Linked DNA regions of Homo sapiens: region 2 is linked to region 1. A link is an interaction called in ENCODE POLR2A ChIA-PET data of the cell type or tissue named here. Cell type or tissue: MCF 10A. All regions are shown on one strand. Links, peaks and the distances in the headings refer to the core of each region. The heading gives the core; the rest is flanking DNA. Region 1 holds the start of LOC101927191 (a long non-coding RNA gene). Region 2 has its middle 31 kb from the start of ZFAND5.

Region 1 (8,414 bases), core at 319-8,318:
AACCTGATATTTATTCATGAAATATCCTTGTGAAAAGTGGCATTAATAAAACAACCTGGGAAGGTAAACATAACTAGAGAAAAATAAATAAAGAACCCTAAATTAAGTTTTCCTTGTCAACCTTCTATTTCCCCTTATGCTAGTTAAGGGTGATGCATTATCCATCCAAGAAAGCTTTAAGTACTTGAACTCCAAAATGCTAATCTTTCACCAATCATTATGCATTATTTATGGGGCTAAAGTATTGGAATAAATTCATTTTTTATGTATTCCAAATAGCATAAAAATTCTTTTGAAGTTAGGATCAAACTGTTTTACAGAGTTATCGAACTTTTGCAGTGAAAGCTGGACTTTCTGCAAATATAGAGAGAGGCAGAGGAGAGTGAGCAAAAGTTGTTTGCCACCCTGAAACCTCTGACTGAGGATGGGGCATCATGCTAGCATCTCAGGTTTGACTTGGACATCATTTAACCCTGAATGAGATTCTAGTTTTGAAGAGGTGTTGTGTTATCAGTAGATTCATGTTCAAAAATCTGCCCACCCTGCTTCACTTTGAAGAGACACAATTTAATGTTAAATGGAATTTTCCAAGGCCACTAGATATTTTTGTGTAAGGAGGAGTTGTTTGTTTGCTTGTTTGTTTTTCGTCTGGGAATTCAAGCTTGGAGCAGAATGCCAGTAAGTTTTTCTCAGTTGTGGTATATATCAATTAATGAAGTAAATGTGACCAAACTTAACTCTGTGTATGTGCTTGTATGTGTGGTGTATGCACTGGCATGCACACACACACACACACACACACACTGCTTCACTGTCAGATTTAGAGAAGAGGTTTGGAAGTTAGTGTCTTCAATATCTTAAAATGTACATAGGAAGAAATTAAGAGACTGAGGCAAGACAGTGCAAAACCCAAAGCCAGGTTGGATCCCTGTACTCAGTCAGATACCATGAGCAATGTGAGGAAATGAGAAGGGTGTGTGTAATAAAACTGCTGGTTGAGGAAGATATGAGTAAGGCTGCACAGTGAGCTGATAGTGAGGTTTCTGGGAAAGAAATAAGGCAATACTTTGGAGTAAAGAAACAAGGAAAGAGATAAGACTATATAGTAGGAAAAGATATAGTTCCCCATGCTTCTTAAACTTTGAGAAACATTTAGAGGCCTTCATAAAATGCATATTCCTGGACCCTACCCCTGAAGAAACTGATTCAGTACGTCTGAGATGGCACTCAAGTATTTGTGTTTCTACCAAGATCCCAGGTGACACTGATTCTGCTAGTCCACGGACCACGCTCTTTTAAATAGCAAAGCTGTAGATGCTGACAGATCTGAGTCAGAACCCCTGCTTAGCCATTTCTTAATTGTGCACCTTTGGGAAGATGACCAAGGCTCTCTGAATCTTGTTTTCCTCATTCTTTTCTTTTTAAATTATTTTATTTTTAAATTTTTATCTATTTATTTATTTATAGACCAGGTTATGAGACTGGCTAATTTTCGTATTGTTGGTAGAGACAGGGTTATGCCATGTTGCCCAGGCTGGTCTTGAACTCCTGGGCTCAAGTGATCTACCCACCTTGGCCTCCCAAAGTGCTGGGATTACAAACATAAGCCACTGCACCCAAGTATTGTTTTCCTCATTCTTAAAATAAAAATAGAGACTGCATAAGACTGTTGTGAAGATTGAATAAAATAACATATTTAAAGCACCTGGGACGTAGTAGCAACTTCACATACACTTCCATTTTTATCCCTTCTGAGTACAGAAATAGGGAAAATAGAATCATGACCCAAGAGGGGCTCCAGGAAAAAGGGGAGGGGGCTGTGTGTCTAGAAGCTAAAGCGGTGGTTCTCAACCCTGGACTGGCATCAGAATCAACCGGAGAGCCATTTAGAAGTGGAGATTTCCTTGAGTCAAAGGACTGAGTGGAGTCTACAAGGCTTGCTTGGAGCCTGGGTGATTCTGGCGCCAGGCCCGAAGTTGAGCCCCAGGGACATATAGAAGTGTGAGTCAGATTTCCAAGGCAGAGTCCTGGAGAGCAGAGACCAAACAGGTGAAGCCAGGAACTGAGAAGACAAAGTTTTAAACTCATGAGCAGTAACAGAGTTAGGAGAAACCAGAGAAAGAAGCTTGCAGATAAGAAAGGGGAGTATATTAAGGATCAGTGTGAGTAAATACTTAGGTTACAATGACTTGCACCTTTAAAAAGTTAAATAAGCAGGTTATAAGTAATGTGATTACAACTCCTCACTGTATAGAAAGATTCAGCTCTGCAATCAAATGGATGCTACTGATTTTTCAAAGTAGACAAGATAGCATAAAGAGGTAAAAAGAAACTGGGAGAATTCCAGAAGCCCTAGATCCTCAAAAAGCAATTCCCAATTTGAGCTACTCTCCCCAATCCAACCACAATAGTAGAAACTGGAAATTCATCCAACGACCAACATCGAAAGGAACTACAACTGGGGGAGTTTACGATTCTGAGATGCCCCATTCATTCTATTCTTCTTTCCCCAGACCCTCAGGCACCACTACAGTGTGTTTCTCAGAATGCCAGAAATTGAGAAAGGCTGCGGGTGACATGGTTTCCTTGATAAATATGAAAAATGACATGTATTATAACTCTTTGTTGACTATGCCCTAGGCACATTAGCATATTTAATACTTTTAAAAAGCTCCTCTATTAGAAATCCTTATTTCAGTAAATGCTTTTGTAACCTCCCTCCTGTCACTAGCTCGTCAGAGCACACACACTCCATAGAAAACAGTCCTACGGCAAAGTCTGTAGTTGCCGCTCCCTCTGCCTGCCCCATTGCCAAGATCTGTAACTAAAAGCTGCACTGTCTAAATGCAGAGTTGTTCGGACTCCAAAACACTTCCTGTTGAAAGGAAAACTTCTCTTGGCTTTCAGATTCATTGCTTGCGAAGGAGGGATAAGAGCATCACTTGTTTGTCAGTTGGCTTTCATCATTGGTGCAGTTAGTTAATAAGCAGACAGTATGTTAATAACATGGACATACCTGCTTGAGACTCTCTGCCCCCGTAGGGAGATCAGAAAATACACACACACACACACACACACACACACACACACACACACGCGTGCGCGCGTGCACAAAGGAGGGTGGAAACAAGTTATTAAAGAGAAGATAATGTGCTCAAAGTCCTTGAGGAGGAAAATAAAATTACAACCAACAGGCCGGGTGCAGTGGTTCATGCCTGTAATCCCAGTACCCTTAGGTGGATCACTTGAGGTCAGGAGTTCAAGTCCAGCCTGACCAACATGGTGAAACCCTGCCTCTACTAAAAATACAAAAATCAGCCAGGCATGGTGAGGCATACCTGAAATCCCAGCTACTCAGGAGGCCGAGGCAGGAGAATCACTTGAACCTGGGAGGCGGAGGTTGCAGAGAGCCGAGATCGCACCACTGCACTCCAGCCTGGGCAACAGAGTAAGATCCCATCTGAAAATAAATAAATAAATAAATATAAATAAAGAATAAACTAATTAATTTCTAAAAATTACAAGAGGCAGAGCCCAAAACACAGCATGCTGGCTGCGTGAAGACCCATAACTCAGTTGGCATGTTTTTCAGCAAGCTATTACTCCCCTCCCTTGAAACTCCAGCTTGTAAATATATTTATAGCTGCTCCACACAATATGCCGGATACTAAAAAAAAAACACTGAGTCATTGTTCCTGGTGAACCAGTTTTGCAAGAGTTAATCTAATCCCTGGCATGAAGCTCAATATGCTTTGCCAAAAGCTTCAGCAAGGAAGAATCCCGCTTTTGGCCTAAAGGTTAGCTGATCTCAATCAGGCTGCTACAGAAACTCAGCATTTATTGACAGGGCACACTGTTTTTGATCTGTCTAGAAATGGAGGCATTATGAAGTGCACTTGCCAGTACCTGTGTTAATTGATGAGTCTCTCTTTTACACAATCATAGTAAGTGCCCTGAGAGTTTTTGGCTTCTTGTTCCTTTGCTCCACCCGTCCCTGTGTGCTGAGGCACAACAGTCCACTGGAGTGGGAGTTTCCAAATCAGATGTGTCAGCTTTTCCTAACAACTCGCAGAGTGATTAAAGAATTTTAAAGCAAGTAATTTCACTGTGACTCCCCTAGGTTATGAGCAGCCCAAGAGGAGGAACAATGGTAGCTCCAGAAGTTCTAACAGGAAGAGGAAAGGGTCAGAGATTTTATTAAGAAAAGAATTTTGGAGGAGTAATCAGCGGATTTGACTTGAAACAATAGCTGCAGAGTAAGTACATTATTTATCCTTAAATTGTATGCTGTAGCTTCATTAAAAAAAAATAGCAAACATTTCCGAGAATAATTTCTGTAAGATTGAAAAAAATCCCAGTTGGCCATATTGCAGAATAACACCAAGGCTGGTGAGTAAAGCACGTTCCAGGAGGTAGAAATTGGGAGTCCAGGGCACCGGGCGCGGTGGCTCATGACTGTATTCCCAGCACTTTGGGAAGCCAAGGCGGGTGGATCACGAGGTCAGGAGATCCAGACCACCCTGGCCAACATGGTGAAACCCTGTCTCTACTAAAAATACAAAAAAATTAGCTGGGTGTGGTGGCGCATGCCTGCAATCCCAGATACTCGAGAGGCTGAGCAGGAGAATCGCTTGAAGTTGGGAGGGAGACAGAGACTGCAGTGAGCCGAGATCGTGCCACTGCACTCCAGCCTGGCAACAGAGCAAGACTCCGTCTAAAAAAAAAAAAGAAAAAAAAAAAAAAGAAATTGGGAGTCCAGGGAGGGGCTGGTCAAAACCCATCAAGCCATCCCTTGGCATTGGGCAGGAAATGTAACTGATTCATCTTGACATCCCAGCTCTGTGTACAGTCGTTGGCACAAGAAGGAGCTCCGTAAATGTTTATTGAATCAAAGAGGTGCTGAGCACCTAAAGGAGAGGAGGAAGGGAAGGTTCGAGAAGATAGAGAAGAGAAAAGAGGGTCAGAAAGGAGAAAGGGGAGGGAAGAGAGAGGAGGAGAGAGACAAGAAGGAAGGGAGAAAGAGGAGGGGCTAGAAAAAAGACCATGACACAGTTGGCCCACAAGCTGAGAGTATTTATGGTGCTCTAAGAGGTCAAGTATATTTTTACCCTCTTGGCCAACTAATACAGTTGTTAAATGTCACCATGATCACAGCTCTTGCTCTATAAAACTGGATATATGTTTTCTCACATTAGAGCTGTTTTCTAGAGTTGATTTCCTACAGCTTAGTTTGACATCTTAATGAAGATTCCACCACGAGTATGCCATCTCCTCAAATGGTGCCATCTTTTCAGGCACAGAGGAAACCTGCCTTACTTCTGCAGACATTACCATCAAAAACATTGTCATTGTCCTGGGTCCCCTTCCCCAACGAGTTATTTCTGTACTTCTGAAAACTTGTTTAGCTGATGGGAAAACACATGTGAGCCTAGTTTGTGTGTGTGTGTGTGTGTGAGCCCAGTTTCAACTGGCCCTCTTTCCTGACTCATAGGAACCAATCAGAAACTTGTGTTCTGCAGCTCTGTCATTTCCACTCCAGAGAAGAAAAATGTCACAAGCCCTGGATTGTGAAGTAACAAAGTGAGCAATACAAAATGAGCCAGAGAAAGACCAGATCAAGGACCCAGGGCCACCCCAAAAGCTGCTGTGACCCCATGTCCTTCTCATATGAGGCTTCTTTGTTTCAGTTAGTGTCGCCTTCTGGGCAAGAATGGACCAATGAAAGGCAAACCATCTGTGTGTGTGCTTCTCTCAGATGCCCACAAAACTCCCCATAGTTGTTACCTTCTGGGAAGCTCCGAATGTTGTCATTGTTCCTGATTTTCCTATTCGAGAGATTTGCAAATTTAACGACATGGTATTTAATCTTTAAACCTTATCAGGCCAGGCACAGTGGCTCACACGTGTAATCCCAGCACTTTGGGAGGCCGAGGCGGGCAGATCACCTGAGGTCAGGAGTTCAAGACCAGCCTGGCCAATATGGTGAAACCCCGTCAGTACTAAAAATACAAAAATTAGCCGGGCTTGGTGGTGGGTGCCTGTAGTCCTAGCTACTCGGGAGGCTGAGGCAGGAGAATCACTTGAACCCGGGAGGCAGAGGTTGCAGTGAGCCGAGATCACGCATTGCACTCCAGCCTGGGCAACAGAGCAAGACTCCATCAAAAAACAAACAAACAAAAAAACCTAATTTGCTGTTGTGGAATATCAACACAAATGGGATAATACAAGTACACCCTTTGTACAAGCATCTTATTATTTGTCTCTATATAAGTAGAAAGATGGAGGTGAAAGAGTGGTCAAGGAGGGGCTGGGAGGGAAAGCATGACAAAAAGAAGGACTGGGGCCTCACGACAGTTGGCCACCAGCTCTGGTCACCACACCAAACTCAAGGCACTAAAATCATTCCATAAGAACATGGGGCACTGTACTAGCTCTGGTCCTGACTTTCTAGGAGCCTAAGCTTTATGGTGGAGACAGATGAGTGAACAGTTACAATGAGGGAGCAATTTCAACAATGGGGGTGAAGATGGGGAGATCAGCAGCGTATGTGGGGACTAGTAGGAATGTATGGTCAGAGAATACTTCTCAGAGAAGCTGACTTCTAGAAATTCACCTTGCATGCATCTTACTTCTTATGACCCCCACTGCAGAGCAAGGATGCATGTAAAAAGTGACAAGGAAGTAACCATTATCGACCTTAAGTTAACCTGGCATTCTGTATCAGCCCAGCTTCCTGTGGTTAGCAGGTGGCCTTTTACAATCGCCCTCTGACATTTTCCAGTTGATCCCAAAAGCTAATTCCATATTACCAGGGGAAAGAGTGATGTTAAATGCCTTTTATAAAAAAGGAAGCATTTATTGAAACTGAATCATCAACTTTAATCTGGGTTGCTTTCTGAAATGGGAGCAGTCTCTGCTGCAATATTCAGATATTGGCCTTGCTTTCCTGATAGCACCATATCTGTTTCTGAGCCAAGGGATCAGTCAGGATGGCAACCCATGCTGGAGCAGCCAAGAGCTTGGGCGCCCAATTAAATGGAGGTCACTCATCACACTTCCCTATTTGTGTTCTTTAACCATCTGTACTGGAGGAGACCCTGTTCACAATTCTTTCTGTTCTCTTTTACTAGCCCCAATCCTACCATTTCAAAAATGCTTTGTTTCCAAAGAATATCCATATGGAGCATGGAGCATGGCCACTCTCTAATCAGAATAGCAAAAAGTAAATTAAAAGGAACAAGATCATGGCTTTTGCAGGAACATGGATGGAGCTGGAGGCTATTATCATCAGCAAACTAACGCAGGAACAGAAAATCATATACTGCGTGTTCTCACATATAAGTGGGAGCTAAATTATGAGAACTTATGAACACAAAGAAGAAAACAACAGACTCTGGGGTCTACTTGAGGGTGGAAAGTAGGAGGAGGGAGAGGAGCAGAAAAGATAACTATTGAGTACTGAGCTTAATCCCTGGGTGATGAATCATCCGTACAACAAACCCTCTTGACATGAGTTTACCTATGTAACCAATTTTCACATGTACCCCCTAACCTAAAATAAAAGTTTAAAATAAAAGAAAAAAGACAGTAAAAGGGAGAAGTTCTCAAAAGAAAACATTTGACATAAATGCCACTAAAATATTGCAGTAACAGAAATCCTAATTAAAGGGAGATGAAATGAGTCTGTTTTTCTCCGAGAATGATTTAGAATCATTATAAACCATATAAATGAGAACAAGACCAGCCACTTTTGGCTAAGCCACCCTGTACAGGAATCTATTGCCTGCCCCCTTAATGGTTTAAAGCAAGGTATGTTCTCTTCCAAAGTTTACGCACAGGACTTAACAATTGCCCCTTTTGTCCTTCATTCCAGGTCATCGTGGTAGGTAGAAATGCTGGCACAGCATGCTAATGTCATCATGTACTGTGAGGTCTTTAGTGGGTGGTGGATTTTGAGGCTGTGCATTTATCCTACCGCCTCTTATCCTAGCACCCCTATTTAGAGGAGAACACACTGTCCATCTGCTTATATAGTTCTTTATTCTGAATTAGCCTTCATTTTCCTCAAATTTATGTTAGAACAGGTATGACACTCAAAATTCTGGGTTTGAGGGATAAACGTGAAAAAGATTTCCATAAAGTGAAGTATCTGAGAGAAAGAAGAGTTTGATGGGTTATGACCAGGCACATATCATGTGGTCAAAGTATATGAATAGAAAATGCATAACAGAAAAAAACCAATGGCTCATGCACATCTGGAAAACAAAATTCAACCTCACTAGTTATCAAGGGAAATGCCTCTTTAAACAATAATGAGATAGCATTTCATAACCAACAATATTGACAATTATTTTATTTTATTTTATTTTTGAGACAGAGTCTCACTCTGTCCCCTGTGTTGGAGTGCAATGGTG
Region 2 (8,214 bases), core at 1-8,000, 180 kb after region 1:
TTGCCGCACTGTCTTTCACAATGGTTGAACTAATTTACACTCCCACCAACCATGTAAAAACTCCACAGCCTTGCTAGCATCTGTTGTTTCTTGACTTTTTAATAATCACCATTCTGACTGGCATGAGATGATATCTCACTGTGGTTTTGATTTGCATTTCAGTGACGCTGTGCTTTTTTCTATATGTTTGGTGCCCGCGTGAATGTCCTCTTTTGAGAAATGTCTGTTCATGTCTTTTGGGCCCTGTTTAATGGGTTTGTTAGCTTTTTTATTGTAAATTTAAGTTTCTTGTAGACTGTGGATATTAGCCCTTTGTCACATGGATAGGTTGCAAAAATTTTCTCCCATTCTGTAGGTTGTCTGTTCACTCAGATGATAGTTTCTTTTGTTGTGCAAAAGCTCTTTAGTTTAACTAGATCCCACTTGTTAATTTTTACTTTTGTTGCAATTGCTTTGGGCATTTTCATCATTAATTCTTTGCCCATGCCTATGTCCTGAATGGTTTTGCCTAGATTTGCTTCTATGGTTTTTATAGTTTTGAGTTTTACATTTAAGTCTTTAATCTATCTTGAGTTAATTTTCGTATAAGGTGTAAGGAAAGGGTCCAGTTTCAATTTTCTGCATATAACTAGCCAGTTCTCCCAGCACCATTTATAAAATAGGGAATCCCTTCCCCATTGCTTGTTTTTGTCAGGTTTGTTGAACATCAGATGGTTGTAGGTGTGTAGTCTTATTTCTGAGTTCTCTATTTTAAAACATATTCATTAATATGACACATTACCTTCAAGGTAATGCAAGTTTCTGCTTTGGTCTAGCAGAAAGTACAATTCTGTACACACACACAAATTCATAATTTATTCAATATAAGTAAAATATGCATGTCTTTTGGTCTTTCAAAGAGAAGTGTTATAATAATTGTAATCATAACTACTGTTTCTTGAGCACATTATTGGACCTCTGTCTGATACTACCTCTCATCCTCAAAACAACCCTGAAAGTAGGTGTTACTTCCATTTCACAGAAGACTTGTCACAACTATATGTGGTTCCATATTAATAGCTGCAACCCACTCAAGGAGACAGGGTAACAGTGATCATTTAGTGAACATCTACTATGTCCTTGCACTGTGTCAGGCCCTTTATACTTATTTTTTCATGTAATGCTCACAGCAACTTGCCAGGATAGGCAATAATGTCCCTATATTAAAGATGCAGAAACTGAGGTTCAGAGAGGCCAAGTAATGTACCCCAAATCATAGAGCCAGTGAATGGCCACATAGCTGGGTTAAAAACCTGGAACTGCCTGACGCTCAAACACTTACCTCGTCTCTAAAATATTTCCCATAAACCAATGGCATCCATTTCTCCATGTCTTTGTTCAAGCTGTATTCTCTTCCTAGGATGACCTGCCATGCCTAACCTCCCCTCAGTCTTCACGGCCGAGCACAAATATTACTTCTTCAGTCCCAACCAGCCCAGGCAAAATTCGTAATCTCAGCACAGGTTTTTGCCACTAGTCTAACACTTATCACATAGTATTGTAATTATTTGTATGTATTTCTCTGCCATGAAAGGTTAAGAAGACCTTGAGAGCAAAAATTGTTTCTTATTTACTCTTTTTTTTTTGAGACAGAGTCTTACTCTGCTACCCAGGCTCGAGTGCAGTGGTGCAATCTCAGCTCACTGCAACCTCCACCTCACGGGTTCTAGCGATTCTCCTGCTTCAGCCTCCCGAATAGCTGGGATTATAGGTGTGTGCCATCACACCTGGCTAATTTTTGTATTTTTAGTAGAGATAGAGTTTTGCCATGCTGGCTAGGCTGGTCTTGAACCCCTGACCTCAAGTGATCTGCCCACCTCGGCCTCCCAAAGTGCTGGGATTACAGGCGTGAGCCACCGCTCCCAGCCTCTTACTCACTTTTCAGTTCCCAACACATAGTGCATAGCTTGGCATATATGTTGGCACTTCATATGCTAATTGGTGGCTGATGTAATAACCCACATCAGCATGTTATAAACTAAAAGGACCTCTAAAAAGTAACAAAACCAATTCCTCCTTCATCTGTTGGGGAATTACATTTTTTGCTTATTTTTATTTATTTTTATTTTTATTTTTCTGTTTTAAAGACCGTCAGAAGAGTGATTGCTACAACCTCTTCACCTTCTTTATTTCTGATTCTAGCCCCCATCCATGCATGTTTTTTCTCTCTGAGAAAATGCTCTTAAATTTTCAAAAACATGAAACATAATTTTCACAAAATCTATCTTTATTTTGGCTGTTTCCTGGTTATCTGAGCTCTATGTGGCACAAAAATTTATTTCTACCTCTGAAGTCTCACTACAGATAGAGGGCTTTTCCTTGCCATAAGATATGTGATGACCCCAAGGGTGCACATTGGTCTCATAAGGAAGGAGCAGATGAAGATGATGCTTGGCTTAGTATTTCAGACAGAACAAATGCATGTGCACTGATTTGTACCTTCTAATCAATTACCAATGCTTTATTTCCCTATAAGAAGAAATATACATAAATGCTTTGATTCTCATTTAACAGATTGGAAAACTAAGAAACAGAAAGAGTAAATGATTTGGCTCAAACTTTATTGTCCTAGAGTTTAAAATTCAATTCAAAATTTTCACCTTCCGGACTGCACTCAAATCCAAGGCCAATTTTTCAGAAAATGGGTTGCAGCTCTAATATTTTCTTTATCAAGATAATCAGGTCATCCCTTTAAATAACTCCTTTCTTCTTTAGAAGTGACATTAATATACAACTATCCTGAAAGCTTATATGCAAAACAAGCTAATAAAAAGATCTGGCTTTTTTTTTTTTTTCTGAAGTCTTTACTTAATAAGGATATTCACAGATAATTGGCAATACTGTCTGGACAAAGAGTTACAGCTTCGTCGTCAAAACACATAGCCTGCTTGTGCAAATTAGCTTAAGAAATTTCCCATTTCTAAGAGGATAGGCCAGCTGCCAGCTCTTTAAGAAAGAAAAACACACCCTCTTAGAACACGAGTCATTAAATATTACATAAAGGGTACGTACACACACACAGGCATTTTAAAAAATTGCTCAAGACCTTCCAAAACGTCTCTTCACCACACATAGGGTACACATTTTGTCAAGATCAAGTTGTTTTTTTTCTTATGCATACCACTTACCAATAGTATTGCTACATGAGAAGGCTAAAGATGTACTGTAAACAAGAGTGCCTAACAGACAGAGCAGATGACTCAGAACTGATTTTGAAGTAGAGTTTACACTTGTAAGTTGAACTTAGTGCCTGCACCTGCTTACTTGTCAGCCCTGTTTTGAAAACAGATTGGCTGACCTTTATGCCTATAGTTATTTTCTAAATCTCATACCTGAAATGCAACCTTCTTAGAGAAAGAAGACCTAACCAATGTTTTTAGCACAGGTGGATTAAAATGGCCGTTCTTTGGAAATGTGGATTGAAAGTGTGAACAAGGACAGAAGTGTGCCCACCAAACCAAAACACAAGACCAGAGGCAATGTGACTTGCCAGAACTCAGCGTGGACATTTGAGTGGCTCCTGTCCAGTCCATGTCATAAATGAGTGCAGTGGGTGCCTTTATTCTTTTTACTGTGAACACTCAAAAGTATTGAGACATTACAAGCAGAGAGATAGTTAACAATTGAAATAAGACCAAAATAGTTCCAAAATCTAAAGGCAAAGGAATTCAGATGTCTCAACATGCTTCCCTAAAAAGCGAGTTCAAAGTACACAATAAAAAATAAGAAGATAACTGCTTTGATTTACAAGAATATTTCATTGATTTGCTTCTTAATTGCTTTGGGACAACAGATTCCTCAGAACAATGTCATATTTATTTTTCTATGTTAGCCAGAAAGTGAAAAAGAACTACTGAGTTGGAACAAGAATGTTTTCCCTTTACAAAATTAATGATTTCATCATAAATATTATGGTAACACTTTCCAAGAGTCTCAAAGTTTAATCCATCATATTTTTAGTAGTTAATTTAACAAAGTGGAATCTCAACTTTCAAATTCCTTTTCTTTTATATTGGAAGAATATTTGCCTATTTCATACTACTTTTTTTAAGCTTTTTTTTTTTAAATAAAGCACTTTTGGAAGGAAAATTTGCATATGTTTTTCAGGCTAAATCTGCTTCTTTTTAAAAACAAAAACTAATCTTAAAAAAGTAAATGCAGACAAGCAATTAAAAGGCTTTCCTTATTTGAAAAGCAACTTTTTCTCTCGTGTGGTTTATCAGTGAGCTCAAATGGACTTATATTGATAATTAAAATGATCTGTAGGGTCTTGCCCTAGTTAAAAAGCCACGTTAAAATGTGAGTGCTTGATATTAAAAGTTACACTTCCGGCCTGGCGCGGTGGCTCACGCCTGTAATCCCAGCACTTTGGGAGGCCGAGGCAGTTGGATCACGAGGTCAGGAGATCGAGACCATCCTGGCAAACATGGTGAGACCCCGTCTCTACTAAAAATACAAAAAAATAGAGGGGCGTGGTGGCGGGCGCCTGCAGTCCTAGCTACTTGGGAGCCTGAGGCAGGAGAATGGCTTGAACTTGGGAGGCGGAGCCGAGATCGCGCCACTGCGCTCCAGCCTGGTCGACAGAGCAAGACTCCGTCTCATAAAATAAATAAATAAATAAATAAAATAAAAGCTACACTTCCACCTAAGTATAATGCAGCAGCTGTGAAATGGTGGGTGATGAGGACATTGTTTCCTTACATTAATTTTTTTTTTTTTTTGAGACGGAGTTTCGCTCTTGTTGCCCAGGCTGGAGTGCAGTGGCGCGATCTCGGCTCATGGCAACCTCCGCCTCCCGGGTTCAAGCGATTCTCCTGCCTTAGCCTCCCGAGTAGCTGGGACTACAGGCGCCCGCCACCATACCGGCTAATTTTGTATTTTTAGTTGAGACGGGGTTTCTCCATGTTGGTCAGGCTGGTCTTGAACTCCTGACCTCAGGTGATCCACCCGCCTCGGCCTCCCAAAGTGCTGGGATTACAGGCGTGAGCCACCGACCCTGGTTCCTTACATTAATTCTTATGAGGGACATCATACTGAGTTTTTGTAGAAGTGCAGAGATTTCAGTTGGTTTGTTTAGTTTTACGGGGATGACACAGGGGTGGGAGTGGGAGTGGTTTATGAAAGCCGTTGCACATTATGTTATTTATTAATAAAAATGCCTTTAAAATGAATTGAAGTCAGGAAAGGCAACAATAAAAACTCTTCTATCACAGTTCTAAATAATTGTACAATAAGTAAGATTTTGCTACTAAAACAAAAAAATTCTTCAATCTCTTTGGATGCTTCTCAAAGTTCTCACAAGTGATCTGAAAGTTACACAGAGAAAAGAGAATTTTTTACATTGAATATATAAAATTGTTTCAATAAATATTTAGGGCACTACAAAACAACTCACTAAAAAGTTAAAATTCCTCAAACTAAGTTAACTCAGTCAACAAATTTGTTTGTTTCTAATCTGGTTGTTCAGTCACACAGATGTTTAAAAAATATAAAAATGTTAATATAACATGATAGTTTTTCTTGATTATAAAATTAATAAGTATGCATTATTTTAAGAAGGAAATTACATAACAGAGAACAACGCTTTTACAGTTGGTTTGGGTTCTTATTTCATAATATGTGTATCAATTTGGAAATTTTCTTATTAACTTCCTGTGACCACAGTGGAGAAGTTAGCTTATTACACTGGTCTACATCTCTCAATTTTTAGCAGTTACAGCACTATTTTAGTTTCTCCATTGGTTACCTTTGTTATTTAAATAACTTTCTTAAACCACTAGTTCTTTTTATTTAAATCCTCTTTTCAGCTTGTGAAATAGGTCACACGCCAAAAAAATACATAAAGCAGAGATGTATTCCAAAGCAAACCTCCCTGAAATGGCTACTCAGGTCAAATAAAGGAGTGTCAGTCCCCAGAAGGTTCCTGCATGCCTCTCCAAGGCATAACTCACTCCCTTTTCCTAAAACATAAAACTCTTCTGACTTCTTTAGTAATAACTTCCTTGCTTTTCTTTATATTTTTGCTATCCAAGGATGCATCACTCAACACTATAATTTCACCTGTTTTTGAATTTTATGTAAATAGAATCATACACTATATATTATTTTGCATCAGGCTTTTCTTAGCTCAGTATTATGTTCATGAGATTCACTAATATTGTAGCATTCAGCTGCAGTCCATTAATATTCACTGCTATATAGAATTCCATGAGAGAGAGCCTTACAACTATTTATCCATGCTCCCATGGATGAATATTTTGGTTGTTCCCAGGTTTAGGCTATTGTGAATAAAGCTGTTATGAATTTTCTTATACATGTCTCCTGGTACACATGGGCATATATTTCTTTTAGATATATACCTAAGAGAGAAATTGCTAGGTCATGAGGTATGGTATCTTTAACTTTAATCAATAAAGCCAAATTGCTTTCCAAATTGGTTAAGCTAGTTTCTCTTTTCACCAGCAGTGGAGGAGAGTTCCAGGAGCAATCCTTGCTCTTTTTCAGTCTTTTTAAATTTTAGCTATTTTGAGAGGTGTGTAGTGGTACCTCTTTACTGTTTTAATTTGTGTTTTTCTGGTGGCTGAGATTGAATATCTTATCATATGCTTATTGATCAACTAGTTATATCCTGTTTTGAAGTGGCTGTTGAAAACTATTTGCTCATTTTTCTATTAAGTTGTATTTTCTTATTGGGGTGTATAAGCTCTTCAGATATTCTGGATATGGGTCCTTTGTTGGCTATAACAAATATTGATTAAACATGTATTCCAGATATTTTCAAGTCCATGGCTTGCCTTTTTACGATTTTTTAAATTTTACTTTAATTCTGGGACACATGTGCAGAATGTGCAGGTTTGTTACGTAGGTATACGTGTGCCATGGTGGTTTGCTGCACATATTGGTCTATCCTCTAAGGTCCCTCCCATCGCCCCCCACCCACTATTTTATTTTTAATGTTCTTATTTCACTGTAATCAAATTCATCAATCCTTATCTTAAAGGTTGGGGCTTCTTAATGTTTAATATGTTTTAAAATCACTCTCCCATATAGAGATTATGAATCTATTTTTTCTGTATTATCTTTTAAAGCCTTACTGTTTTGCCTTTGAAAGGGTCTATAATTTACCTGGAATTAATATTTTTGTTTACAGTGTGCAGTGAATTCAGCATTTTCTATTTTTTCCAGATAGAACATCCTCTTCCACACTGCTCTCAGGATCATTTTTGTCATTGCTATTTAATTTGTCATTACTATTTCAATTTTCAACAGATTCTCTTGATGCCTCATTTTATAAAATGAGAGCATTTGCATCCTTACCACTTCTTCCCTCTTCCCTATTTACTTTTCATTTTCCAAAATCTGTCAGCTAGAGCTTTACTTTAACATCATCAAAGCTGAGAGTGTTTACATTCTGTCCTTAATCAGGATTAACTCCTCCATGCTTTGTGCATCGGTTTATTTTAAAAGCTGATAATCAATAAACAAATTTTGCATTATTATGACTATTCATCACATTATTCATCACAGAGCCAGAGAGTGCTAATAATTACATTCCCTTGACTACATTTCTGATCCTGTAATCATTGTGTCACTCAAAAGAAAATACACTAGCACCAAGGTTAAATAGATTATCCTCTCTAATATTTTACCAATGGCTGAAAAAGATCATGTTTTAAATTATTTCATATTTGGAACATGACATTCTGGTAAATGTTATGATTTAGCTAGAGTTTCTGGCTATTCATTTTTGCTTTGTTAAGACTCATAGGTTTTTTTCCACCATATCCTAATATTTTGCAACTTTTCATTAGCAGCAGCTATTATCTGAAATATACTCCATTCATTTCCTTGAAAATAGACTTCTGTAAGTCTGCTGATTACTCTCCTAAATTAGACTAATTTTCTTCTTGGTCACACAACTGTTATACTTGGATGCTGTTTTAATATTCCTCTAAGCTAGTACTACCATTCGTATAGCCCTGGGAAGACTTAAGACAACTGCAAAGTTAGAGGGAACACAGCCCTATACTTGGATGCTGTTTTAATATTCCTCTAAGCTAGTACTACCATTCGTATAGCCCTGGGAAGACTTAAGACAACTGCAAAGTTAGAGGGAACACAGCCCACACAAGACCACCCTCAGGGCAGGTGCAGTGGCTCATACCTGTAATCCCA

What was found. ChIA-PET counts read pairs that join two places held together with the same protein. Peaks named below come from ENCODE experiments on the same cell type or tissue, not always from the same donor. Only the 100,000 strongest peaks of a DNase experiment are listed, where the experiment ranks them.
Region 2: POLR2A ChIA-PET joins it to region 1 with 14 read pairs; 6 of 35 experiments call an interaction of 5 or more read pairs at or near these places.

What each region holds. Positions count from the first base shown.
Region 1 is chr9:72,572,948-72,581,361 of GRCh38, reverse strand. It overlaps TMC1 (transmembrane channel like 1), which reads right to left. Exons shown (of 24, transcript NM_138691.3): 2 at 3,339-3,460. It overlaps LOC101927191 (a long non-coding RNA gene), which reads left to right and starts at 3,833. Exons shown (of 5, transcript XR_242619.5): 1 at 3,833-3,944; 2 at 4,121-4,256. In MCF 10A, for the core only: no CTCF peak of the experiment used is centred there; DNase peaks (open chromatin) are centred at 1,981 and 3,731.
Region 2 is chr9:72,391,755-72,399,968 of GRCh38, reverse strand. No RefSeq gene overlaps it. Among named protein-coding and RNA genes, the nearest start is that of ZFAND5, 31 kb to the right of the region's middle. In MCF 10A, for the core only: no CTCF peak of the experiment used is centred there; a DNase peak (open chromatin) is centred at 3,118.